2 separate regions of the Homo sapiens genome follow, and region 2 is linked to region 1. The links are chromatin loops, found by intact Hi-C in ENCODE. Cell type or tissue: stomach. All regions are shown on one strand.

What was found. Hi-C counts contacts between places; a loop is a spot of excess contacts. Peaks named below come from ENCODE experiments on the same cell type or tissue, not always from the same donor. Only the 100,000 strongest peaks of a DNase experiment are listed, where the experiment ranks them.
Region 2: a loop joins it to region 1, with 4 times the contacts of the local background. A loop is called at or near these places in 108 of 110 quality-filtered maps.

What each region holds. Positions count from the first base shown.
Region 1 is chr12:6,055,589-6,058,088 of GRCh38, forward strand. It overlaps VWF (von Willebrand factor), which reads right to left. Exons shown (of 52, transcript NM_000552.5): 14 at 2,261-2,456; 15 at 1,269-1,484. Among named protein-coding and RNA genes, the nearest start is that of SNORA120, 17 kb to the left of the region's middle. In stomach, no CTCF peak of the experiment used is centred here; a DNase peak (open chromatin) is centred at 1,003; H3K4me3 peaks cover 758 bases; H3K27ac peaks cover 76 bases; H3K27me3 peaks cover 2,266 bases.
Region 2 is chr12:6,272,085-6,274,584 of GRCh38, forward strand. All of the region lies in intron 2 of LOC105369625 (a long non-coding RNA gene), which reads right to left. Among named protein-coding and RNA genes, the nearest start is that of PLEKHG6, 37 kb to the right of the region's middle. In stomach, no CTCF peak of the experiment used is centred here; DNase peaks (open chromatin) are centred at 1,017 and 2,071; H3K27ac peaks cover 2,217 bases.

The sequences.
Region 1 (2,500 bases):
ATATGACATTTCTACAACTCAAAACATGAGTTGGCTCATTGGACCCAAAATAGTAGCACTTCTAGGGTCCCCATGCCTACACTGCTCCTGAAATATAGATGCTAATTCCTTTCACTGTTTCTCATAACTCCTCTTCCAACAGGACCATCTACTTTATATATATATATATGTATACACACACACACACACACACACACACACACACACACAGGGTCTTTCTCTGTTGGCCAGGTCAGAGTGCAGTGGTGCGATCATAACTCACTGCAGCCTTAAATTCCTAGACTCAAGCAATCCTCTTGCCTCAACCTCCCAAGTAGCTGGGACTACACCTACATTTTAATTTCTAAACACATCTACTTTACCCTAAAAAACAGAATATCCACTATGCCTTATTCTTAACAGAATATACTCGTCACTTCTATGCCTACTATGATTCTACCATTGGAAACAAGTCTTCTCTGCCAAGAAAGCAGCTTTTTAAAACCCTAGCCAAGTACACGTCCTCCAGAAAGCCTTCCTTGGTTTTCCCTGCCCTGAATCTACTCATCCTTTCACTTAGTAGGATAGGTATCTAGTAGGGCGGCCATTTCCATCTGTGACTCTAACAGTAAGTTTGGAGTTCCACATCATCACTGTTGCCCGACCACACTGGGCATGCAGCAAATGTCCCCAGAGCAATAACAAAAACAAAAAAGTGAGCACAATAGATACCACCTCTGGTGCCAGGAATCCAACAGTGCAGAGTGAGAATCTAAAGCCAACTGGGGACAGTGATGTAATTCACCTTTAGGTAACTTTATACAACGCCAGAGGTTTTGTCCATCGGTGGTTTGCCTGGAGTTACAAGCAAAGGGTTTGTATGTGAATTTCCCTTGCCTTCATCGGACTCTTAAGGGAGGCGGAGACCCAGTGGGATCTGGGACCCATTCGCTCCACAGCCTGACCTTCTGTGCTGAACGAACACTAGGTGGCAGCGGCCACGGGAAACCCAAGCTTTGCAGGGACCCCCACGTTCTAGGCCTCCAGGTAGGAGGAGCCAACCTGTCTTCCTGGAACAGGCCCGAATCATCAGCCGGTCCCCACCGCCTGTCCTGCTGGGAGGTGGAAGGGAAAAGTGGGTGCAAATGAACCGTCCTCCCCACCCGTGTTTGTCACAATGCCCTACGCCCTCTTTCCACAGGAAACAACGCAGAGAAAGGGCTTCGAAAAGCACACGTGGACGGATTTGGGGGGCGGCCCGGAGGGCTGCGGGCAGGGAGGGCACGCACCACAGCGGCCTGGCTCGCGCCACGCGACGCGCACGCCTCTCCCCGCGCAGGCCGCGGCATAGCTGGCCAGGGCGCCGCACAGGCACTCGCGGCCGTCCGAGCAGGAGCACACGTCGTAGCGGCAGTTCCGCAGGTAGGGCAGCGGGCTGACGGCACGATGGCAGGCCTCGAATGTGGGGGACGTCAGGACCGCGCACGCCTCCTCGGAGAACCTGGCTGTGGGGCGAGAGGAGCGAGCCTGGGATGTGGTGGGGAGGAGTGGGGGCCACGCCCTCCCGGTCAACACTCCCCTGGAAATAGCCCAGTGCTGCTAATAGAGGGCTGCAAGGTCACGCAGAGAAATCTGCAAATGCCACCCCCACCCCCAAGTCCATTTATCTTACAATCATCTAACGCTGAGTTTGTAAGCTGCTGCTGCAGTAGACTGGGAAGGTCGAAGGACGGGGACTATGGAATTTTTTTTTTTTTTTTTTGGAGAGACACGGTCTTGCTCTGTCGCCCGGGCTGGAGTGCAGAAATGCGATCTTGGCTCACTGCGGCCTTGCCTTCCTGGGTTCATGCAACCGTCCCACGTAGCTCCCAAGTAGTTGGGATTACAGGCGCGCCCCACCACGCCCGGCAAATTTATTATTATTATTATTATTATTATTATTATTATTATTATTATTATTTTAATAGAAATGGGGGCTCCCTACGTTGCCCAGACTGGTCTCGAACTCCTGCCCTCAAGCGATCCTCCCGCCTCGGTAGACTTTTTTTTTTTTTTTCTTTCCCGGGGGTTGGCCTGTGGCGGGCGCCCAATAAAGGGACTTTGAAGAGCAAATGGCCCAGTTCAGATGATCAAGTGCTGACGGTAAAAACAAAGCCCGACCCCTTTCCTCGCTCCCCGCCCCCGCCCTCCGCGGTGGGAGCACTGCCTCCGGAACGCACTGCACTAATGTGGAGACCTCGAGATTCTGCGAGGTCCCTGCCTTGCCCCCGGGTTCACATACTCATGCGCGGGTTGAGGGCGCAGGGATCGCTGTGCTGCTTCTGCAGGTCCTGGCAGTCCCCGTGCAGCTTCCAGGCGTTCCCGAAGTCCTCCACCCGGGGCTCCGCCAGCCCAGAGGGGGTAAGGAAGTCGTCGCCCTGGTTGCCATTGTAATTCCCACACAGGCCGCAGGTCTTCCCGGCATAGACGGGGGACAGCTGCAGGAGAGACCAGGCCACTCTGGAGCCGCTGCCGCGAAAGC
Region 2 (2,500 bases), 220 kb after region 1:
TGGTGAAACCCTGTCTCTACTAAACATACAAAAAAAAAAAAAAAATTAGCCGGGCATGGTGGCAGGTGCCTGTAATCCCACCTACTCTGGAGGCTGAGGCAGGAGAATCACTTGAACCCGGGAGGGGAAGGTTGCAGTGATCCAGGATCACGCCACTGCACTCCAGCCTGGGCGACAGAGTGAGACTCGGTCTTAAATAAATAAATAAATAAATAAATGTCATTCTGACTCGTGTTGAGCATAGACTGTGGGAGGTGGGGAAGGTGGGAGTTAGGAAACTAGTGAGGAGGGAGGAGGTCAAGCAGGATTCCAGGTGGGAGAGCCAGCTGGCAGCCGTGGACGGGGTGAGGAGTGGCTGGGTTCGGATCTGCCTTGCAGGATTTCCTAATGGATTGAGTGTTGGTGTGAGACAGAGTCAAAGGTAGCTGCAAGGGGTTTGGCTCTGTGCACCTGGAAAGGTGCAGTGTTGAGACATGCAGCAACAGCTCCCCACCCAACTCCATATTCCCCAGCAACCTCAGCAGAGTGAAAAATCCTGCTTCCCAATGACTCCAGCTGGAACATAGGGGAACACAGTAGGCACTCACCACTCATTGTTGAGTGGTAAATAAGTTTATTCAACAGATGTTTATTTCAACCTACTTGGCACCAGGCCCCATGTCTACACAGTGAAGACAGACACAGTCTTTGCATTTCTGAAGTTTGCAGTCAAGCTTCTTATCTGACGAAACTAAGGCAGGTAGAGAAATGAATGATTGGCTATGACGCCCCCCTTCCTGGGGAATGTGGAATCTTTCCCGAAAGTTTTTAGACCACAAGAATGGCCCTCTAAACTTCAGGTTTCAGCCTGGCTATTTCCAGGCAGGGCAGCCTTCTGGGTGCATCTCAGATTACACCTGGGAGGCCACCCCACCCACACATTCAGCCTGCCAGAGCCCTGACCACAAAAAAAGGTGTCCTGAGACAGCCGCCCGCCTTCCTTTTTTTTTTGAGACAAACTCCATCGCCCAAGCTGGAGTGCAGTGACGTGACCTCAGCTCACTGCTCAGCTCAGCACTGCTCAGCTCGGCTTGGCTTCCAGGGCTCAGGTGATTTTCCACCTCAGCCTTCTGAGTAGCTGGGACTACAGGCATGCATCATCACGCCCGGCTAAATTGTGTGTGTGTGTGTGTGTGTGTGTGTGTGTGTGTAGTTTTTGTAGAGACAGGGTCTCGCCATGTGGTCTCAAACTCCTGGGCTCAGGCAATCTGCCCACCTTGCCCACCCCAAGTGCTGGAATTACAGGCATAAGCCACCGCATCCAGCCTCCCCCTTCATTGTTGAGACATTCTCAGTAGCAGTCAGGGTCTCAGCAGCAAACAGAATGTATCCAAAAGGGGTGACCAAGGAGAATTCAACAGAAGAGCTTATTGTGGAGAGGTGGGCAGGGTTGAGGGAAGTCCACAAGGAACAAGGGACAGTGAGGCCCACTGCAGCCAGCAAGAGCCGAGGCCCCTCCCCTCCAGGGCTGGGGAGCAGGGGAAGGAGCAGGGAACCCGAGCCAGGAGACCTGGAGCTTCAGTGGGAGCTGCTGACAGGAGCTATGGCCTTCAGGAGAGGGAGGTAGCCACTGCCCACCAGCAGCCCAGCAGGGAGTGGGTGTCCCATCTACTCCCCTCTCACCCTCCGATTCCTGCTGGTGCCTCCTGCTGGCTGACTGGAACCCAGAGGGCAAGGGAGCCCGTCAGAAGCAGCGGAGAAGTCAGCCTGGTGGGCCCTGGGGCATGGGGAGTGGGGTGGAGTGTGTGTCTGCGGGGCACACAGGGAAGGGCCAGCACACGCTCTTTATCCCAGAGGCCCCACCTGCTTCCTTTGGTCAGGCTGGGAAACTGAGGCAAGAGCAGCTCAGCCTGAGGAATCTGAACTTCACACCAGGCAGAAGCCTGAGGGGTTCGAGCTGGGAAAAGGCACAACCACCATTATGCAGTTTGGGGCTGGTGGGGAGGGGTGTGGGTGTTTGTCTGGCTATCACCATGGCAACCACGCTAAGCTGCCATCTAGGTCAGGCCAGGGAATGGCTGGAAGTCACTTTTTCCATCACCTACCCATTCAGTCCCATCCCTCTTTCCTTCCTCCTTGGCCCCAAACAGAGTGACTTCCCCTGTTGCTCCATTCCCAAGCATGAGAACAATGGATGCTGCTGGCTCAGGGTAGGGTGATAAGCTCGGGCTGGCATACCATGTTGTGGGGGGAGGAAAATAGAGGGGAAGAAGTTACAGAGGGAGATGGCACAGGGGGTACCAGATAACCCAGAGCGAAGGAGGGAGGATTGCGGCAGATGGCCGCTGTCCAGGAGGGGTGACCTGCCACCTAGAACATTCAGCCTGTGGTCAGCAAGCAGCTTTCATTGGTGTGGTGACACCACAGCATACCAAACTCTGTCCTGCCCCTGCCCCTGCCAGTGGGACAAGGAGCAAGGCCCAGGATGGGAGGGGATTTTAGTATTCCCTCCTTGTAAATG